Linked DNA regions of Homo sapiens: region 2 is linked to region 1. The links are chromatin loops, found by intact Hi-C in ENCODE. Cell type or tissue: heart left ventricle. All regions are shown on one strand. Links, peaks and the distances in the headings refer to the core of each region. The heading gives the core; the rest is flanking DNA. Region 1 overlaps LINC01507 (long intergenic non-protein coding RNA 1507). Region 2 holds the start of LOC105376101 (a long non-coding RNA gene).

Region 1 (11,523 bases), core at 5,195-7,694:
GTGAAAATACTCTGCAGGATACTGTAATTACACAAATGTATAATGAATATGTGTCATTATACATTTGCTCAAGCCCATGAAATGTATAAAAGCAAGAGCGAACCCTGTTGTATACTATGAACTTTGGGTGATGTGATGTGTCACTGTAGATTCATCAGTTACAACACATGTACTACTCTGGTGGAGGATGCTCATAATGGGGGAGGTTGTATTCACGTTATGGGGGCAAGGGATATATTGGATATCTCTGTAACTTCCTCTCAATTTTGCTGTGAACCTAGAATTGCTCTAAAAAAGTCGTAAAAAAACATAAAACCCTTTGAATCCTTAAGATCTCTTTCTCACTTGCTTCCTCTTCTCTTACTGTAACTATTAACCACTGTGAACAGTTTCATTAACAGGAACACCTTTGGCAACCAGTCCCTGGTGATGAACATTTAGGCAGATTTTATTTTGCAGCTACTACAGCAAAACTGTGGTGGACTTCCTTGTGCAGATGTATTTTTGTGCACTAAGGCAAATCTATCTTGCCTTATGAGTGGGGCACCAATGTGGAATGAAGTGGTCTCTCCTGCTAGAAATTATACCAGTGAATGCACTTGAGGTGCAACTGCTTGATCTCACAGCAATGAAAGGATAACCGCCTAAAAGTATAATTTCTGGTTTAAAGAATGTATGCATATATTTTTAGTTTGATAAATAAGGCATTTTATTTTAGGTTCACAGTGTTCCAGCAAAGCAATAAGTAAACGATGAATTAAAAAATGTAAAACTAGGTAAAGGAAAAGATAAGTGGCAGGGAAAAAATACAATGGGTTAATGAGCAAATGAAAAGATACACAATCTTACTCATCACTAAAGAAATGAAAATTAAAACAAGATATCATTTTACTCATAAAATTGATAAATATTTATGAGTTTGATCCCACATGGCATTGGTGAGAGGGTGGGAACCCAGCATACGCGTGCCTTCCTGATGGCGGTGTGAACCATCTCACTTGTTTTGGAAGGCACTTCAGCAAGAATTTTGCCAGTGTTTTAACTTTCTAATGCCCTGCAACTTGGCCTCGAGCTACACTCTGCTAACTTGATCAGAGGAAGATCTTCTTTGGGCACCAATGATAGTTTATTTTTCAGTTTGGAAAGCTGTCTGACTTACCTCATTATGAATCAATGTATCAGTTTAACTCTGAAGGCAAAGGCAATTTTATTTCATTCATTTAATAGATGTTTGTTAGGCAGCTGCTGTGTGCCTCTGGGAACACAGTAGCGATCAGTGGGCATGGCAGGCAAGGCCTTTGCTCTCAAAGAATTTTTATTTTGATGGAGGAAGGCAGGCAACAAGCAAACACACAGATATATGATCAATAGCAGGAGAGAGCAAGTACTGTGGTGGAATCAAAACAGGCGAAGTGATGGCAAGTGGCTGGGGGATATTGAGATCAGTGGCCAGAGGGTCACTCCAGAGATATGACATTCAAGCTAAATGCTAGATGACAAGAGAGAGCTGGCCATGCCAAGACCTGGAGAGGTCTTGCAAGCAGAGGGCACAGCATGGCCGAAGGTCCTGGGGGCAGGAAGCCAGCGTTAGGGATTGAATAGTGTTCTCCCAAAATTCATATGTTCAAGCCCTGATCTTCAATGTGACTGTATTTGGAGACAGGGCCTTTAAAATGGTAATTAAAGCTTTCTGAGGTCATAAAGGTGGGGCCCTAATCCGAAAGAATTGGTGTCCCTATAGGAAGAGACCCAGGGATGTGTGTGCACAGAGGAAAGACACTGTGAGGAGACAGTGAGGAGATTATGTGAGGAGACTAAACTTGCAGCCACCTTGACTTGGACGTCCAGGCTCCAGAACTGTGAGAAAATAAGTGCCTATTGTTTGAACCACACAGTCTGTGGTATTTTGTTAATCAGCCTGAACTGATCAAGGCAACCAGTATGGCTAAAGCCTCATGACCACTTGGTAACAGAGGACTAGAATGAGCAGGGCTTTGAGGACTGGCATAAAGATGCTGGATGTGGTTTTCAGTGTGATGGGACACTACGGGGGGCAGGGGTTAAGTTTAGAATTCTCACTCTACTTGCTGTGAGGAGAATGGAATGAAATGGGCAAATAGGAAGCAGGAAGGACAATGAGGAGGACTTATCTTATAGAAGTCCAAAAGAGGTTGGGCGTGGTGGCTCATGCCTGTAATCCCAGCACTTTGGGAAGCCGAGGCGGACGGATCATCTGAGGTCAGGAGTTCGAGACCAGCCTCGGCAACATGGTGAAATCCCTTCTCTACTAAAAATACAAAAAAATTACCGAGGCCTGGTGGTGCATGCCTGTGATCCCAGCTACTCGAGAGGCTGAGGTAGGAGAATTGCTTGAACCCAGGAGGCAGAGGTTGCAGTGAGCCAAGAAGGCGCCATTGCACTCCAGACTGGGAGACAGAGTGAGACTCCATCTCAAAAAAAAAAAAAAAAGTCCAAAAGAGAAGACAGACGATGGTGGTAGCTAGGGTGGCAAGAAAGAGACAGAGAGGGCTGGGTGAATCTGGAATATAATGTAGTGTATGAGAGGTAAGCCTTGGGGACCTCTACCCAGTGGTGCACCCAGGAAGGGCAGTGGGTGTGGTCTGTCCTCGTGCCTGCAATAGGGGGTGCATTGTCTGGAGAGAATTTAAAGACAGTGGTAGTAATGACAGTCCTCTGCTTCATATTATCATCATGCTCTGACACTTCTAGACAATGTTTGGGATAGAACATTCCTCAACATGAACATGGACATCTCCTGTCATCTCCCAGTACCCACCATCTCACTCCCTTGGCCCAGACGCTGGGGCGGGAGCGTGAGCCCAGTAACTGCACCACTAGTGCTGTGAGGCAAACTGAGGGCCTCAAATTCTCACCTATTAGGCTAGCGACTTCCTCTCCATCCCTGAAGGGTGAGTGGATAAAGATGTGAGTGGAGAAAAACCAGAATCTCTCCTGCCAACACTTCCCTGCACAGTGAGACAGCATGAGCACAGACAGGTCGAGAGATGGCCAGGTGTTCCCAAATTCTCCTCAGCTTTCTGTTCTCTCTCAAACTTTTGGACTGATGGTCAAGCATATGATCAGCCAAGGACATAGCTGTCCCCAGAGAGAAGGGGTCAGCAGCACCAGGGCCACTCTGCTCCTTCTCCTGGGCCACTGCCCAATACCCGACAAGACTCTGAGGATCGTGTCCTGGCCCTAGAGACCCATGCAGTTCAGTTTTCACTCCAGTAGAATAGAGAAGGGTTACAAAAAGATGTTAACTTATTTCAAAGGCCAAGCTGAATTTTAGGCTGAGTTCATGCCTCGGCCAATACCCAGGCACACTAACCAAAATAGCTTATCCAAGATTAGGGACTGGATCAAAATAATGCACTATTGGTTCCCCAATATCAAGACTAGATAACTTGTCTCTTTACTAAAGTCCTAGAAGAAATTAGAGCTCAAAAGTGACATAAAAATGGAACTCCCCTTTCCCTTGTCAACCAAAGAAGCATAATTCTAAAATACCTTCCTCCTCCATCTCCCATTCTGCTCAGAGTCAGTCTTGCCTGGCTGTTGCAGGCTGCTCTGATTTCTAGGGAAGTGCTGCAGCTGCTATATCCTCCTAAGAGTAGATTCAGCCAACCCCAGAGCTCTAATGTGTCCCAGGTTCCCAAAGGGTCAAAAAGTCACCCTGACTCATGAGATGATTGATCAGAGCATCAGACCCATACAAACACCATTTATACATAATCTCCACAGCAAAAGCATTTCACAAATAGAAGCGATGTTCCCCTCTTACTTTAGCCAGCAATGGATCAAAGCAGAGAGTTGGTGGTGTTATGTGGAGGAAGTAGCACAGAGGAAAAAAAAAGTACGAAGGGAAAAATCATCTTGTCTTTGGATTTGCCTGTGTGCCAGTTACTCTATGCCAGCTGTCTGGAGTATACAACATGTTCACTTAAACTCAATTGGAAAAATTTTCCATCATGAGGTTCAACATACTGCCATATGCTCCTACCCGAGCCTTACATAAGGCCAAAGCTTCCTTCGCCTGCGCCGCTGCTGAGAACTTTCTCTTTCCGAATCCTGAGAAGTGAAGACCTCTGCCTGCCATGTGCTTCTTTTCTCAAACTTGCAGTAACTGTGGATTTCTTTAGCTCATTCTGGCTGACATAACCCCCAAAACATGTGATTCAGTGGTCCCTGAGAAATAAGAACCCCAAAAGCTTTTCCTTTTTCCAATTTTTTTCTTAATTCCCCCAGGCTTTGAATAAATTTAGCTGCCCAAGTGGCAGCACAAAATCCCTTTAACCACCCATGTCCTGATACATTAAATCCATAGCAATGGACTAAGGGGAAAAACTAAGCAAGTAACCTTGCCTCTCACATGCTCAACTCTCCAAACATCTCATCCATTTGAATTCTCCAACATTTGGATGTTTCTAGGCCCTTGAGATGAGTCTTCTTTAACTCTATTAAAGGCCTTTTTCTTTCTCCTTCCTTCCTTCCGTCCTTCCCTCCCTCCCTCCTTCCCTCTTTCCTTCCTTCCTTCCTTCCTTTTCTTCAGAGTTTCATTCTTGTTCCCCAGGCTGGAGTGCAATGGCGCGATCTCAGCTCACCGCAACCTCCTCCTCCCGGGTTAAAATGATTCTCCTGCCTCAGTCTCCCGAGTAGCTGGGATTACAGGCATGCACCACCACACCCAGCTAATTTTGTATTTTTTTAATATAGATGGGGTTTCTCCATGTTTGTCAGGCTAATCTTGAACTCCTGACCTCAGCTGATCCACCTGCCTCAGCCTCCCAAAGAGCTGGGATTACACGCATTAGCCACTGCGCCTGGCCTAAGGCCTTATTCTTTCTAGGGCTGTAGTCTGTGAAAGGCTCTGTGAGATCCTGAATTCCTGGAGAAATTAGATGGTCCAAGAAAACTTAACTGATGCCAGATGAGAAGTCTTTATCACTGCTCCAGACCAGATCCCTGCTTATTCATTTTGAGATTCCAAATAAACAGTGAGTTCCTTTTAGTTATAATTCCACCTGTGGCCAACTGCATTAGGATCCCTGGCACAGGTGCAGATGATTCTCAATTGCTGGGGCCTATGATTGCTAAGTCCAGATTCCTTGGCCTTGTCATTCTAGAGCTGCCATAATGATCTACACTGTAAGCAGCAGAAGAATTGGAACAGAGAGAGGAGTGTGGCCTGCATCTCACTCACCACAACCAATGGAACTAGAAAAAAGCTCATGCTTCTCTTGAGCATGTGGGAGTGAAAAAGGAAGCTGATCATTTAGTTTCTGCTTTGGAGGCATGGAGATCCTGCCTTCTACTAAAAGTGGTCAAATGAATGTCTTGTCCTTTGTCCCAAATAGCTCCATAAACAAGGACTAAAAGCTTGCCTGTAAAAGACAGTTTGTGGGTCCCATGCAGATATGTAGATATGTGTCAGTATTAGCCTGTTTGTATTGCTATAAAGGAATACCTGAGGCTGAATAATTTATAAAGAAAAGAGGTTGATTTGGCTCTTAGTTCTGCAGATTGCACAGAAAGCATGGGACCAACATCTGTCCCTGGTGAGGGCTTCAGGAAGCTTTTACTCATGGTGGAAGGCAAAGGGGAGCTGGTGTGTGCAGAGATTATATGGCAAGAGAGGAAACAAGAGAGGGGAGAGAGGTGCCAGGCTCTTTCTAACAACCAGCTCTCACAAGTACTAATAGAGCTACCACTCACTCATTACCTGAGAACTGCACCAAGCCATCCATGAGGGATCTGCACCCACAAACCAAACACCTCCTATCAGGCCCCACCTCCAATATTGGAGATCAAATTTCAACATGAGACTTGGTGGGGCCAAACAAATCATACCCAAACCACAGGATTTTGCCCCTGGTCTTCCAAATCTCATGTTTTTCTCACATGCAAAATACAATCATCCATTCTAATAGTCCTTAAAAGTCTTAACTTGTTCTATCATCAACTCAAAAGTCCAAAGTGTAAAGTTTCATCTGAAACTCAAGGAAAGTCTCTTAAGCTGTGAGCCTGTAAAATAAAAAACAAGTAATTTACTTCCAAGATATAATGGTGATACAGACATTGGGTAAACATTTCCATTTCAAGAAGGAGAAATCAGCCAAAAGAAAAGGGCAATAGGCCCTGCCCAAGTCTGAAACTCAGCAGGGCAGACATTAAATCTTTTTCTTTTTTTGTTTTTTCTTTTATTCTGAGGCAGGGTCTTATTCTGTGACCAAGGCTAGAGTGCAGTGGTATGATCACGGCTCACTGCAGTCTCAACCTCCAAGCTCGAGCAACCCTCCCACCTCACCCTCCTGAGTATCTGGGATCACAGGCATGCATCACCACACCTGGCAAATTAAACAACAACAAGAACAACAACAAAAAGTCATTTGTACAAATGGGGTCTCACTATGTTGCCCAGGCTGGTTTTGAACTCCTGGTCTCAAGCAGTTATCCAATCACAGTTTCCCAAAGTGTTGGGATTACAGGCATGAGCCATTGTGCCCAGCCAAGAAATTAATTCTTGAAGCTCCAAAATAATCTCCTTTGACTCCATGTCCCATATCCTGGGCACACTGGTGTCAGCGGTGGGCTCCCAAGGTGTTGGGCATCCACAGCCCCATGGCTTTGCTGGGTGCAGCCCATGTGGCTGCTCTCATGGGTTGTAGTCTGGTGCCTGCAGCTTCTAGGTTGAGGGTGCATGCTGCTAGTGGTTCTATCATTCCGGGGTCTGGAGCATGGCAGCCCTCTTCACAGCTCCACTAGGCAGGGCTCTGGAGGGCATTCTCTGTGGGAGCTCCAACTCTATATTTCTCCTTGGCATTGCCTTAGTAGAGGTTCTCTGCATGGGCTCCTGCATCAGGCTTCTACCTGGGCACCCAGAGTTTTCTATATATCCTCTGAAATCTAGGTAGAAGCTGCCAAGCCTCCATCACTCTTGAATTCTGGGAGCCTGCAGATTTAACACCATATGGAAGCTTCCAAGGCTTATGGCTTATGCCTTCTGGAGCAGCAGCCTGTACAGTACCTGGGGTCCTTTTGAGCTGTGGCTGGAGCTGGAGTGGCAGGGAGATAGGGAGCAGCATCCTGAAGTGGCACAGGGCAGTGACACCCTGGACCAGTTCCCCAAAACTGTTCTGCCCTCCTAGACCTCTGGGATTATAATGGAAAGGGTAGCCTCAAAGATTTCTGAAGTGCCTTCAGAGCCTTTTCCTTATTGTCTTGACTGTTAGCACCTGGCTCCCTTTTTTTTTTTTTTTTTTTTTTTTTGAGACGTAGTCTTGCTCTGTTGCCCAGGCTCTGGAGTGCAGTGGCACGATCTTGGCTCACTGCAAGCTCTGCCACTCGGGTTCACGCCATTCTCCTGCCTCAGCCTCCCAAGTAGTTGGGACTACAGCTTTTCACTTTCCCTTGTCTTTCTTTTCTTTCACCACACCTGGCTAATTTTTTGTATTTTTAGTAGAGATGGGGTTTCACCGTGTTAGCCAGGATGGTCTCGATCTCCTGACTTCGTGATCCGCCTGCCTTGGCCTCCCAAAGTGCTGGGATTACAGGCGTCAGCCTCCATTTTATTCTTGCTAATCTCTCTAGCAAGTTGTTCCAAATGTTTACACTCTGTTTACTCTTTAATTATAAATTCCAACTTTAGGTCATTTCTTTGCTCCCATAACTGATCATAAGCTGCTAAAAGCAGCTATGACATTTCTTGAATGCTTTGCTGCTTAGACATTTCTTGTTCCAGAAAACTGAGAAAAGGAAAAGCTTTTAGGTTCATTATTTCTCAGGGACCACTGAGTCACAGGTTTGGGGAGGTTATGTCAGCCAGAAGGAGCTGAAGAAATCCACAGTCACTGCAAGTTTGGGAGCAGAAGCACATGGCAGGCAGAGGTCTTCACTTGTCAGGATTCAGAACAAGAAAGTTCTCAGCAGTGGCTCAGGCGAGGAAGCTTTGGCTTTATGTAAGGCTCAGGTAGGAGCATATGGCAGTATGTTGAACTTCATGAAGGAAAATTGTTCCAATTGAGTCTAAGTGAACATGTTGTACACTCTAGCCTTTGTGAAAGGCTGATATTAAGATTGATAAACTTGCCTTCCACAAAGCTCTTGGGCATGAACACAATGTGGCCAAGTTCTTTGCTACAATGTAACAAGAGTGGCCTTGGCTCCAGTTCCCAATAAGTTCCTCATTTCCATCTGAGACTTTGTCAGCCTGGCCTTCACTGTCCATATCTCTATCAACATTTTACTTACAAGCACTTAACCAATCTCTAAGAAATTTCACTTTCCCTTGTCTTTCTTTTCATAAGCCCTCCAAACTTTTCCAACCTCTGCCCATTATTCAGTTCTGAAGCTGCTCCACATTTTCAGGTATCTTTACAGCAACATTCCACTCCTTGCTACCAATCTTCTGTCTTAGCCCATTTGTGTTGTCACAAAGGAATACCTGAGGCTAGGGAACTTATAAAGAAAAAAGGTTTATTTAATTCACAGTTCTGCAGACTGTACAAGAAATATAGTGCCAGCATCTGCTTCTGGTGAGAGCTTTAGGCTTTAGGCTGCTTCCATTCATGGTGGAAGGTGAAGGAGACCTGGCATATGCAGATCACATGGTAAAAGAGGAAGTGAGAGAGGGGAGGGAGGGAGGTACCAAGCTCTTTTTAACCATCAGTTCTCATAAGAACTAATCAAGCAAGAACTCATTCATTTCCATGAGAATGGCACCAAGCTATTCATGAGGGATTCTACCCCCAAGACACAAACACCTCCCATTAGCCCCCATCTCCAACACTGAGGATCAAATTTCAACACGAGACTTGGCAGGGATCACACGAATCCTATCTAAACCACAGAAGCATCCCACTCAGGTGTACATGCTTGAGCAGAATGCCAGTCTTGTTTCCCGTTACAAGACAGAGTAACTCCACTCATTAGTAAAACAGCATGAGGCTTTGAATACCAGCCCTGGCTATTTAAATTGTTTACCATAGTCACTACTTCTTCCTTGGAAAAGAGTGAGCTTGGGGAACAGTTAGGGGGGAGAGAGAGAGAGAGACGGCAAGAGAGAAAGCAAGCCTAACTGTTTATTATAATGCTTCCTCCTGTGTGCAGAATGTCAGATTGAGAGGCATGAGTAGTATATCAGCCAGGGTTTCAACAGAGAAACAGAACCAGTAGAATGTATATTGCGTGTGTGTGTGTGTGTGTGTGTGTGTGTGTGTGTGTGTGTGTGTGTAGAGTGAGATTTATGTGATTGTGGGGACTGACTAGGCTAATCAAGAATCTGTAGGGTGGATCATCAGGAAGGGCAAACTGAAAATCTCAACCAGCGGCTGATGCAGTTCACAGGGGAAGTTTTTGCTTCCTCAGGGAAACTTCAGTTTTGCTCTTAAGGCCTTCAACTGCTTGGATGAAGCTCACCCAGATTATCCAGGATAATTTTCCTCCTGTAAAGCCAACTAATTATAGACATTAATCCAATCTACAAAATACTTCACAGCAACACCTAGATTAGTGTTTGAATAACTAGATTCTACAGTCTAGCCAAGTTGACACAGGAAATGGACCATCACAAATAGTAAGGAAAACAGCAAGCTTTCTCCACTAACTAGGTGACTGTGAGGGGGAGGGTGTTTCAGACAGTGGGAACAGCATGTGCATAGAAGCATTGAAGGAAACTCAGAGTGTTGTGGGTGGGATGGAAGGTGGCAAAAAAAAAAAAAAAAGAAAGAAAGAAAAAAAAAACTCAGAGTGAAGAAGGAAAAGATTTATAAAGGTGAGCTGAAAAAATCATAAGTTGTCTTGCATTTTAGAGCTAGGAAGTTTAGATTTTATCGATATACTTAAATCTTAGAATTTTAAGATAGAGAGGGATATGTATTTATAGAAAGATCAAGGAGGTAACTCTAAGAAGGGACTGGAAGAGGCAAAAATGGAAACATGAAGGCAAGATAAGAGACAGTGGACAGGATCCAGGTAAGAAATGTGTTTCTAGGGGTCAAGCTGAAGACAAGGTATAAATTCATCATCAATTTAGTCTGTTTAAGAAGTAGAGTTTACAACACATGGTAAGGATTGAAAATGGGGTTGAGAGGTCAGAGAAGAGTCCAGGTGTTGGGCAACAAACAGGGTTTTTGGTCATTCATCTGTGAAACAGGGAATTGGGAGGGAGATCTGATTTGTATGTCTTGTGTTCATCATGAGTGGTGTGTATAGGGATCCTGTACAGAAAGGAGACTGTGAGCGTTCACATGTGAATAGGTAATACTAGAGCCCTAGAGAGATGTCTGAGCTGAAAATAGAACTTTGTGGTCTTCTAATATACATAGTGAGTTATACAATTGGAAGAGATTATTTAGGAAGTCTATGAGCATGAGACTCCAAAAAGAATAGGAAAAGAGGAAATAAGAGGATACAAGAAAAGAAAAGGCCAATGAGAAAATTCTCAGGGTCACTAACATTTAAAGAATTGGAATAGAAAGAGCATGTTGTGAATGACGTAAAAATCAGATGAGGTGAAAGTGCATGTTCTTTTCAATAAACCTCCCTAAATGATGATATTCTATAGAGTACTTACTGCCTTTGGTCCTCTTAAATGATTTATCTAATTCCGTCTATTGCCAGACACCATTCTGGAGATACAATGATGAGCAAGTCATGATTTAGGCCTTCAAGTATCCTAGAGCAGGGTTTCTTAATTTCAGCACTATTTTTCGTTTTATAATTTCAACTTTTATTTTAGATTAAGGGGTACATATGCAGGTTTGTTACATGGGTATATTGTGTGATGCTGAGGTTTGGGGTATAAATTACCCTGTCACCCAGGTGGCAAGCATAGTACCCCAATAGGTAATTTTTCAGCACTTTTCCCCCTCCCTCACTTATCTCTCTAGCAGTCCTCAATGTCTATTTTTTTTTGATAGGATTCTTTTTTTCCAACTTTTATTTGAGACTCAAGGGGTACATGTGCAAGTTTTTTACACGGGTAAATTTCATGTTGCAGGCATTTAGTGTACAGATTATTTTGTCAGCTAGGCCATAAGAATAGTATCTGACAGGTAATTTTTTGATCCTCACCCTCCTCCTACTCTCCACCCTCTGATAGACCCCAGTGCCTATTTTTCCCTTCTTTGTGTCCATGTGTAATCAATGTTTAGCTCTCACTAATATAATAATATAAATGAGAACATGCAGTATTTGGTTTTCTGTTCCTGCATTAATTTGTTTAGCATGATGGCCTCCAGCTACATTTATGTTGCTGAAAAGGACATGATCTCATTAATTTTTATGGCTGTGTAGTATTCCATGGTATAAATGTATGACATTTTCTTTATCAAGTTCACTGTTGATGGACATCTAGGCTGAGTCCATGTTTTGCCATTGTGAATAGCCCTGCAGTGAACATATGTGTGCATGTGTTCTTTGGTAGAATGATTTATATTCCTTTGGGTATATACCCAGTAAAGGGATTGCTGAATTGAATGGTAGCGCCAAGTTCTTTGAGAA
Region 2 (11,523 bases), core at 5,267-7,766, 51 kb after region 1:
ATAAGCTTTTTAACATATCTTTAAGGAGGAAAAACATTCTGCTGAAATATGTCAAAAAGAAATTACATAAATAATGAATAGATAGATGGGTATCCATGATGCATGCCACTTTTAAATCTAGACACCTTGAGTATTTCACAAATATATCCAGGCAGGCAATGTGTATACTAGTCTCACTGGCTAATTCACTTCATGTAATTCATGCCAATTCCTCATATTGGGTTCAAAGAACACAATTGTACCTAAAGACCTAATAGAAATACTCCTAAAACTTTTCTGACTATAAAAGGAAGATGCTCAGCCTAGGAAATATGATGAGACCTCGTCTCTACAGAAATGTTTATATTAAAACTAGCCATGCATGGTGGTGCATGCCTGTAGTTCCAGCTACTTGGGAATCTGAGGTAGGAGGATCTCTTAAGACTAGGAGGTCAAGGCTACAGTGAACCATGAGCATGCACTGCCCTCCAGCCTGAGTAACACAGTGATACACTGTCTTAAACAACGAAACAAAACAAATATCAAAAAAATTGCTAAATACAATTTCAAAGATTAATTTTTCATTTTAGAAAATTTATCTATACACAATTTCTCTGATTCTGAAGAATTTGATATTTTAATCTAAACCTTAGTTAACTATGGTATCTAAAAATGTCTTAAAAGAGAAAAATAAATATGCTATTAAATCTCATTACTACTCTTAGGTTGATACATTTCCCAATAATCAACTTAGCTTAAAAGTACTCATAATATGGCAATGTATTGCCCAGATTCAATGCCACTTTTGGGAGTGAATATAATAACCAAACTTAGATTCACTTATTTATGGAATAATTATTAGCCTCCTTAAGATCCTTTGTGTGATTGGACCAGTAAATAATATCATTAACTGTTAATTAAAAAGTCACACTCACTGATTTTATCAGGAGTAAATATACTCAAGAAAAAGACCTTGGACATCATCATAATTGGGATTTATACAAACTAGTGGATGAGAAAAGTCATGATGGAAGTCAGATTTCAGAGAGTGACTGGCAGAAAATCTCTGAAAGTGCAGAAGGGATTGAGTCTACTAGGGCTGACTCAGAAATAAGACCCACTTTTCAAAAGGGATAATGATTTTGGGTAGAGAGTCAGGCTGTGACTGAATTTAGTCTGCATTATTTCCTACTAGACTGCCTAAACACTGCTAAAAAGAGAGTTTTGTAGGTGGAAATTAAATAATTGTGGCACTGGAAGCCCAAGACGTTCAGTGGGAATCTGTTTTCTTTACAGAGAGTGCTGGACAGTATAGACTGGACTCTTTCAATAGGAGCCTTAATTATGGATGTGTCATAAGAATAGAAAATAAGAGAATAAAAAATAAATGAGAACTAAAGACATTTTGTGGAACTTTGGGAGTCAGAACATTAAAATAAGGTGCTCCTGGAGCTTGGAGTTGAAGCTTTTATAGGTGTGGGCCAAACAGCCTATTGGTAATGGTATCCATGGGCTGAAGAGGTAGAGGGTTTCCAGGCTTCAAAACAAGTGTGGTGAAGCAAGTACCCTCACGAGCCTTTCTGCTAGAAGTCAGCTGGATTCTGCATTAAATAGACTTTTGGATTTAGTGCTGGTCTTCCAGGACATAAGAGAAACCTCTAAACATCTATAATAAAGAAAGGCAAGAATCTGTGTGCTGAAAGTAGAGCAGTGAAGGGCAAGCAAATAAAAGTTGGATTTTCCCAAGGGCAAAACCAACATTAGTATCATACCATGCGAATTAAGCCTCAGGCTAATGGTAAATAAGTAAATCTGACCCATAGTTGCGTGTATAAAACCAGAAACCCTGAATAGGGAAGTAGTTCAAGATAGGAAGTCCCTCTGGTTCCCAGCAGACACAAAGGCAAAACCACAGAATAATGTCAACCAAGCACATATAAACTCACAACCAAAGGTCATCCACCAAAATAGGCCCCCAAGGGTAAAAATTTGGAGAAAAAGCAGATTCTTCTGATATTAAATATTTCAGTGTGGAGTATTAAAATGACTCTTATTAGATGTTAATAAATAAAAGAAGTAATCACAAATTTAAACAAGCAATAAGAACACAGTGCAGATATTAAAAGGAACTATGTACTAGGTTTTGAAACAAAAATGTATTGTCAAAGTAAAAAGAAATCCTCAAGGACTTATGTAAACAACAGATTAGCACACTGAAAAAAAAATTAGTGAACTGGAAGCTAGATCAGAAGAAATCAGACAATACAAAGGGACAAGAAAATGTATAACATGAAAAGAGGCCAATGGGTATAGAGGACGGAACTGTAAGTTTCACCATACATCTAATCAGAATTATATAAGGAGAGAAAGGAGGAGAGGCAATATTTGAGGAGCATTTTTTCCAGAAATGATTAAAGACATGAACTCACAGATATAAGTGAAAAGAAATCTAGACCCAGATTCATTGTAGAGAAACTGTAAAATATCAAAGACAAAGAGGTTAAAAGCAGCCAGTGAGAAAATATAGATAATCCAGCAAATTACAAAAGCTACATGACAATTAACATCTCAATAGCAACAATGGAGATTAGAAGACAAAACCTAACTGTCAGCAACAAACTGGGCACTCAGGAAAAATACATTTTAGAATAAATGTAAAGTTAAGATTTCATTTTAGGCGCTCAAAAACTAGAAGTTTTTATGTAAAGCAACTTCTAAAAGTTATACTTAAGAAAGAAGAAAAAAATAACATCAGAAGGAAATTCTCACATGTAGGATCAAGAAGGCATAGAAACAGATAAACATGTAGCTAAATAAAATTAAGCCATGTCATATGGAGTAATCATAGTGTTGTCTAATTAGCAGGGTTGAAAATGACGAAAATGATACAAATAATGATATGCACACCAGGAGGGAAGAGTTGAAGGCATTACATTTCTCATACTGTTTTTGAGGGAAGGTTAAGATACTAACTTTTTAAAAGCATACATGGTAACAAGTTAAGATCAGTAACTAAAATTAAAATAGCATATATAACTTTTCAGACTCTGGGTATGTAGAAATGAAATAACGAACAAAACAACAGTTAAATTAAAAAGAGAGGCAAGACCTAGTGTCTGATAGATCAGTAGGGTGACCATGATTTATAATAATCTATTACAAATTTCAAAATAGCTGGAAAAGAATAATTCTAATGTTTCTAGCCATAAAGACAAGAGAAATATTTAAGGTGATGAATATCTCAAGTACACTAATTTTATCTTCACAAATTATATGAATGTATTAAATTATCACATGTAATCTCAAATTGCATCTATTATGAATCAATAAAATAAGAAAGTTTTTTTAAAGTTAAAAAAGAAAGGCAAGAAAGCAAGAAAAAAGAAATTTCTTGAAGCAAAGGGACACATAGCAAGGATAAAAGAGTAGGCAAGTCTAAATATATTATTAACCACAATTAATTTAGATATACTAAACTAGCTGGTTAGAAAACAAATTGTCAGATTAAAAAAAAGAAAATCTTGACACATGCTATTTGTATTAGACAAGCATAACACTTAAGGGCACAGAAAGTTTTATATAAAAGGATGGACAAATTATTCTAAGCCAATTAACCAAAAGAAATAAGCAATACTGATTTTTCTTAAAAAGGGTACATTGGAATCAAAGTTACATAACCTCTACAGAAAAAATTAAAAATATGTCTTGAAAGATATTATAGAAGATCTAAATAAATTGTGAGACATTTCGTATTCATTAGACTCAGACTGTTAAAGATGATAATTTGCTCTAAGCAATCCACAGGACATTCAAGAACTTCCACTCAAAATCTTGATAGAATATTTTTGAGGAACTTGACGAGATGATTCTAAAATTTACATAGCAGAAATAAATGCCAAGAACGGTCAAAATTTTCCTTAAACAAAAATAAAATGGGAGAGGGATTGCCTTACTAGATAATAAGAGTTGTTATAAAGCTATAATACTCAATATTTTGTTGTACTGTGAGAGATGGAGACATTGACCAATGGAGCAGAATACATCGCTAATAGGAACAGACCAATGTAACCTGGACATCTGAGAAATGAGAGTGTTGGATTTGTAGGGATAATTATAGACTATTATAAGTGCAAAGCTGGGCTTTCTTAAACAAATGTAAAACATGCAAACAGTAATTGGTAAGTTCTAATTTATAGAAGTTAAGAATTTCTCTTCATGTAAATACACCAAAGAGAAAATGAAAGCAAGTCATAACTGAAGTAGATATTTCCAGTATGTCCAGCTTGCATGAAGAGCTACAAATCAGCAAGTTAAAGACACCTGCAGAAATTCTGGTTATGTGTGTGACACTCCCTGATCCTCAAGATCCCAAATTCAGGGACTATTTAAGAGACACAGAAGTAGTGGCTGAATTCTTTGAGACTGAGTAATTTCCTAGACTTTGGGGATTGCCATTGAAATGACTTTTTGGGAAAACAAGCAGGTGATCTTAGGGAATTTCAATTTACATATAGTCTATGAAATATGTCAATTTGCAGTACTTCTTAATGCTTGATTCTGATTGTGTATTCTTTTCAAGTAGTACAGTCAGATGAATACAGAATAATGTTAAGATGGTAGGGCAATTGCACTAGAGCAAGTTATTAAGAAAACAACATATTCTTCACTAGTGTTGAGGGTAAATATATATACGGTTTTTACCAACTGAAATGTAAGCAAGGCATGAAATATTGCATCAAAGACTAGTTGTCTGAAAATATGGAAGAGTATTCTTTATATCTTTGTCTGCTTTTCTGCCTTGAAAGCTTTGGTTTCCCTCATCTCTCTTTCCACAAGCCTCAAAGTCTAGAATGTCTTCTCAATCCTTTTGTTTCCCATACAAACTATAGCTACCTGTCTAGCCACTCCTCTCCTCTCTGCTCCTCTCCTCTCCTCTCTTCTCCTCTTTCCTCCCAATCCCTCCCCTCCCCATCCTTTCCCTCCCTTCTCCCCTCTTCCCTCCCCTCTCCTTCTTCCCCCCTACCTCTCCCCTCTGTCCCCTTTTCACTTCCTCTTCCCTCCCTCTCCTCCCTTTCCCCTCCTCTCCCTGTCTTCTTTTCTTCTTTTCTGTCTTCTCATCTTCTGTCCTCTCTTTTTAAATGTTGACCCTGACTTTTCTTATCATCTTAAAGAGAATAACACTGTTTCCTATCAATAACACTGTGTCCTATTAAGGACAATGCAGGAATAAATAGCCACAAATTCCTTTGATTGGAATTTATGTTTCAGATAAGAAAGCCTATTTAACAAAATCTCAATGGTCTTTTGCCATAATAATAGGTTAATAAGTTAATTAGCCAACCAAACATTCATATATGCTATACTATTTTTCTTCACTTAAATCTTTATTTGTTAAGCACTTTCCTTGAAGTCTTACATTCTTCTAAGTTGTCTTTTCTCAAACTGGGTTCTATAGATTCTTGGGGGATTCAACCACAAACATCTTCTCAAAGAACCAAGAGTTCTCTATGAGAAATCTAAAATACTATATTTTTATTTAAATGAGGATTTACAAATTTAATATATTTATCTTTTAATTCTCTGAATAATCCCCTTATAACAGGATACTCTCCTCTCAACCTCAGGGATCTAATTTGTGCTTGTATTTATGACTATGCTGTTGCTCAGTAAGCTCTCAAAGTGAACACATTTAACTCTTAAAGTGTCGTTAAATATGTCTGGTAGCCATTAGGTGAATAACAATCATAATATCAGAAGGACAATAATTGCCTGATTTCTGCCTCATACCTATTTTGAGTACTTTTACTGTCAATAAATACAAAATTTCTCTTTTACAATGATAATTCTCAATTGAAGACACTTTTCATAGAATAAGAATTTAATGTCTTATTGGAATTAAAGAACAATCTTTAACATAATATTACATAAAATTAGCAAAGCAAATCTTACAATAGTATAATAAAAGTACAATACTTTATGAACGAATTGGTTTTAGTCCAAGAATGCAAGGTTGATTTAACGTATGAAAATCAATTAATGTAATCCACCACACTAACAGGTTAAAAGAAGAGAATTATATAATCACTATATGTAGAAAAAGCATTTGACGAAACACACAACTCATTTCTCATAAAAATTGTCAGCAAACTAGGAATAGAAGGAAACTTAATCAACCTGTTAAACGGCACCCATGGAAGTCCTATGGTAAGTATCATAACGATGAAAGATTGAATGCTTTCTTCTAAGATTGAAGAAAAGGATGTTTTTTTCTCACCATTTCTATTCAACATTGTATTAGAAGGCCTACCAAGTGCAAAAACTAAAATGAAAAGGATGAAGATTTGAAAGGAAAGGAAAACTATCTGCAGATGACATAATTTTGTAGCTAGAAACTCTTGTGGAATCTAAAATTATTAGAACTAATACTGGATGTAGCAATATTATAGAACACACATTGAATGAATAAAACTGTTTTATTTCTACATATTAGCAATAAATAAGTAGAAAATAAAATTTAAAAACATTATCAAAAACATTGAATACCTAGTAATAAACATAAAATATGTGTAGGACCTCTGCATTGAAAACTAGTGCAGGCTCTAATCTGCAATGCACAAGGCAGGATTGGGGTGGAAGTGGGGCCTGAGGTTGTACCAGGGCCGGATGTGGGGTGGTAACTGGCAGGGCTTCAGCCCAGAGCTGTGGCACAGCTGTGGGGTGGGGAAGGCTCTGGGGAGAGGAAGGAGTGGGTGGGGACCACTTAGCCTGCTTTAGGACTGAGGGTACATGAGCTGTCCCACCTAAGACAGAGGGGACCCTAGTGGGGAAGAGCTACCAGAGATGGGGAGAATCAGCCCTGAGTCTCACTGTGCAGGCAGAGGACACCCTGAACAGCTGGCCCCACACCTGCCGCTCAGGGTGCCCCATGGTTGTGGGATGCAGAGGCCACTATGGCCTGCGCTGCTGCTTTCATTGTCTTCTTTGCTCCTGAAAGTTTGGACACCTGTGGTGTCCTGCTTGCCAACAACTGAATCTCAGGTGTTTCCAGTCTTCATTTGGTAGCCTGACCTCAGGAGTTTTGGAAATGATCCCCACTTTATGTGTCCTCCCAAATCCAGACATCCCCTTTCTGGATAACGTCTCCCCAGGTGCTCCTGGGCATCACAGAGGGGGAGTCTAGCAGCTTCCACATGCCTGCTTGCAGGACCTCCCAGAGAAGGCTTCTGGCAGGTGGCTAGAAATGAGCTCTTGCAAGAGAATGGAGAGGGAGAAGGGGATGGAACACATCTATGTCAGGGGAAGGGGTAAGCTGGGTGCTTTTTGCCTGAGACTTCAGGGAGGAAGGGAACACCCAGCCGGAGGTCACTGGAGAGCAGCACTCAGGACAGAGCACAGCGGGTGGATCACGAGATTGAGACCATCCTGGCCAACATGGAGAAACCCCGCCTCTATTAAAAATACAAAAAAAAATTAGCTGGATGTGGTGGAGGTGGTAGTGCACACCTGTAGTCCCAGCTACACAGGAGGCTGAGACAGGAGAATCACTTGAACCCAGGAGGCAGAGGTTGCAATGAGCTGAGATCATGCCACTGCACTCCCTCCTGGTGACAGAGTGAGACTCCTTCTCAAAAAAAAAAAAAAAAAAAAAAAGATTGCAACTGAGTCCCATGAGTCAGAGTTAAAGCAGAGTTTGCCCAAGGAGGAGCAGAGAGGGTGGTAGGTGCAAATCTCAGTCCAGTGGATCAGTGTGATTCCTGGGATGAGTTAAATTAGGTGAAAGATTGAAATTCTGACAGAGAGTGGGTCACATGGGGAGCTTGGGTCAGAGACCAAAAGAGGTTTGGATGGGTAATAGAATACAGTGTCTGAGTGTGCCTTGGAGTTAAAAAGAAAACATCACTACCTTGATGTGAGAACCAGACCATTAAGAGATTGAGGGCCAGTGGCACAAAGACACCCTGTGGTGAAGGGAAAGAAAGGACAGTGATGAGGTGGCTGGGTCATGTGGGCAGGTGGACACCAAGAGATGAAAAGGCCAAGGTTAGCAAGGACTCTAGCAGGGAAGCTGCGGCATCCCAGGGGGACACAGAGGGAGTAGCTTCCTCCACCAGCTCTCATGACAGGATGTCCTGCTCCCCCAGCTGTTCTGTGGCACCCCTGTCTGCAGAGATCTTGATGGAGTTTGCACAAGGCTACTTTCAATGGGAACTTCCCCAGATGGCTGCAGGAGACAGGCGGTACTGACTACAGCCAGGAGCACTCCCAGGACAGGACGCTGGCAAAGTTTGCATCCTCCCACATCTTGACTACACCATTGCTGCAGCTTTTCTGCCCCGAATGAGTTCTGAGTTAGGTAAAACAAAGGCAATGGCCTTGTGTCAGTCCTTCAGGTAACCCCCAGACAGGTTAGAACAAACATACACAATTCTTTGAGAATTCTTCTCTGCTCCCTTGGGAACCAAGGACCAGGTTCCCATCCTGGGAACCTGGCCACCTTCTTCAAGACCATCACCAAGCAGGGAGAGAGTGGGGCGAGGGCAAGGAAACACACAGCAAAGCTGCCTTGTTGTTTTTAAGCTGCTTTTGTGCTGCTTCAGCTTTCACTCTGTTGAAGCTCCTTGGGCTATTTCTGAGTTCTGACAAAGCTGAACCCAGCCACCCAGTTTACTTCCACAATTTCCCCCCAAATCTGCATCTACAGAGAAGCATCAGTGAGCAAAGTGGCCTTTATTAGAGCGACTGAGGAGGAGGGAGCGGTGAGCACACCCCGTGTCCCCAAATTTAAAACTGTCTCTTAGTGATAATTTCCTTTGAAAGTCCCTTTTGCACTGCTTGGCCCTTGAGGGCTGTCAGCCTCTCACTTGTACCCATGTAGTCCCAACCTGCCAGCATCCTCCTCCCCTTGCCCAGGGTCCCTCCCTCTCTCCCAACAATCTAAAATATTTTCCCATTTTTATACAGAGCAAGCCAGCTCCCAGGAGTCCCTGCTGTTCCTACCTGCACATTCTAAAGCCATCTAGATGTGAAGTACAGATAGGAGGCCTTCTATTTGGTATAACTTAAGAGAGAAATTGCAGTGATGTAAAGCACTCTCTTTTTGTTTTGTTTTGAATCACACCAGTGGTTGTTTCCCCATGAAGGGTTGTTTTATGATGTGTATGTATGTGAGTGTACATATATACACACATACACATACATATGCGCACACACATACATATGCCACACACACACACGCTCCCGTATTTTATTTATTTATTTATTTTTGAGATGGAGTCTTGCTCTGTATTGCCAAGGCTGGAGTGTAGTGGCGCGATCTCAGTTCACTGCAACCTCCGCCTCCCAGGCTCAAGTGATTCTCCCTGCCTCAGCCTCCCAAGTAGCTGGAATTACAGGTGCCCACCACTACGCCTGGCTAATTTTTGTATTTTCAGTAGAGACAGGGTTTCATCATGTTGGCCAGGCTGGTCTCGAACTCCTGACCTCAGGTCGTCTGCCCGCCTCGGCCTCCCAAAGTGCTGGGATTACAGGCATGAGCCACCGCGCCTGACTGCTCCCATATTTTATATCCTCATATTAATAGATTCAATTAGCTCAGCTTAAAAAGCATTGCCATTCATTGGTATGCCGGCTCCTGAAAGCCACTGTGCAGATCTTCTCAGTGCTCTGTAGCAGTGCTGTCATGTTGGTATATTGAAATGATAGAGTGGTGGAGTATTTACACCATGGAATACCAGCAATGGTACTTTTAAAAAGAGTGAGCATCCCACTGTTTCACAGAGTTGTGATGCTCACTACTACATTATTAAGATCCCACCCTGGTGGAAGCAAGCATCGTATCATTTCCTCATTAATCTCCTCAAGTCTCATGATAATTCTAATAAATCAACCACAGCCAAAACTTTTTCCTCCCATATGATGAAACCTCACAAGAGTTGTAACCTCCCTTTTTGTTTGTTTTCTCTGGCAAGACAGCTTGTTCATAATCCGTCCCCATCAAAGGACTTACACTTCAAAATCCCCTCTTCTGCTCTCCTTTCACTGCCAGATGATGCTCTGTTTGGCAAAGACCTGCAACTCATTGCTGACATCTCTTGCTTTGGCATTTGCAGCCTGATTCTGGCCAAGACTGACTTTAAAGACCCAGATCTCTTAGATCTAAAAATACCCTTCAAAGTTTGAACATAGGTAAGATCTAGAGAGAGAAGTTTCAGGTGAGAAAATAGGGTTTACAAATGGCCTGAAGTATATTTCTAAAAAACAGATCAGTATTCTAAAAGGCAAAAATTTGCTGGAAAATTTCAAATGTTAAAGGAGACTACAGAAACATACTGTATGAGATGCGGTCTTATGGTAGACCAGTACTCCAGGGAAGACAGTGCTATAAAGGACATTACTGGGTAAATTGACAGAATTGTCATGCAGAAAGAAGATTCAATAAAATTTCTTTAGTAATGTTAAATTTGTTCACGTTGATAAACTCTGTACGTACTGGAGTATCTACTTTGTGAATGAATATACTCTGAAGTACTTAGAGAAGTAAAGGACCATGTTGTATGCAACTTATTCTCAAAGCTTAAGGAAAAATATTGATAATTATATGTATATATAGAAAACAAATCTGATAAAATGTTAAACATTTGAGAACCTGGGTAAAAAGGTATAGAACTCTTCTTTTTTTTTTTTTTTTTTTTTTTTTTGAGACGGAGTCTCGCTCTGTCGCCCAGGTCGGACTGCGGACTGCAGTGGCGCAATCTCGGCTCACTGCAAGCTCTGCTTCCCGGGTTCACGCCATTCTCCTGCCTCAGCCTCCCGAGTAGCTGGGACTACAGGCGCCCGCCACCGCGCCCGGCTAATTTTTTGTATTTTTAGTAGAGACGGGGTTTCACCTTGTTAGCCAGGATGGTCTCGATCTCCTGACCTCATGATCCACCCGCCTCGGCCTCCCAAAGTGTAGAACTCTTCTTTTTTTCTTATAATTTAGCTGTAACTTTGCAATTATTTCCCAAAAAAATGTTTAAAACTTTTTTTCTACATAACCCCAGTAGACTCAGGACTTGGAGACACACAATAAGAAAGAAAGAAGAAAAGTAAAAGAAATTCAAGCCTGAAAATTGGTTTCAGGGCTGCAGATATCTATTGTGGTGATTGTTGTTAGACTTCCAGTCACCACACCAACAGCTTTTTTTCTTAATCAAACCAGTTCTAAGAATATGTAGCAAATTAGCCAGCAACAAAAATCTCCATGGGTAAAGCCATCTGATTCCTGCCTCAGCTCACTGCCTATAGCTCTAACCACCCTGCAACCCAGCATCCAATTGGATTCTGGGAGCTTTAGTTCTGTTGCAACTGTTCTAACTGTCATTACTGGTGTACAGAGAAGAGCTTCACTGAGGATCCCTTTCAGGATGCTGTGACTCCCTTTACAATTATATTTCTCACTGCCTTGGTAAAGGGTCTTTTGGACTCTTCTTGGATGTAGTTTAGCGGGTAGGTGAGTGGTTCTTCGATGAGAAATCTACTCTAGCATTTCAATTTCCCTGGGCC

The links. Hi-C counts contacts between places; a loop is a spot of excess contacts. Peaks named below come from ENCODE experiments on the same cell type or tissue, not always from the same donor. Only the 100,000 strongest peaks of a DNase experiment are listed, where the experiment ranks them.
Region 2: a loop joins it to region 1, with 6 times the contacts of the local background. A loop is called at or near these places in 3 of 110 quality-filtered maps.

What each region holds. Positions count from the first base shown.
Region 1 is chr9:79,826,095-79,837,617 of GRCh38, forward strand. The region is part of intron 1 of LINC01507 (long intergenic non-protein coding RNA 1507); the gene reads left to right. Among named protein-coding and RNA genes, the nearest start is that of LINC01507, 7.3 kb to the left of the region's middle. RefSeq lists an enhancer at 8,522-9,152. In heart left ventricle, for the core only: no CTCF peak of the experiment used is centred there; no DNase peak of the experiment used is centred there.
Region 2 is chr9:79,876,580-79,888,102 of GRCh38, forward strand. All of the region lies in intron 1 of LINC01507 (long intergenic non-protein coding RNA 1507), which reads left to right. It overlaps LOC105376101 (a long non-coding RNA gene), which reads right to left and starts at 11,303. Exons shown (of 4, transcript XR_929986.3): 1 at 10,866-11,303. It overlaps LOC105376100 (a long non-coding RNA gene), which reads left to right and starts at 11,343. Exons shown (of 2, transcript XR_929984.3): 1 at 11,343-11,470. In heart left ventricle, for the core only: no CTCF peak of the experiment used is centred there; a DNase peak (open chromatin) is centred at 6,652.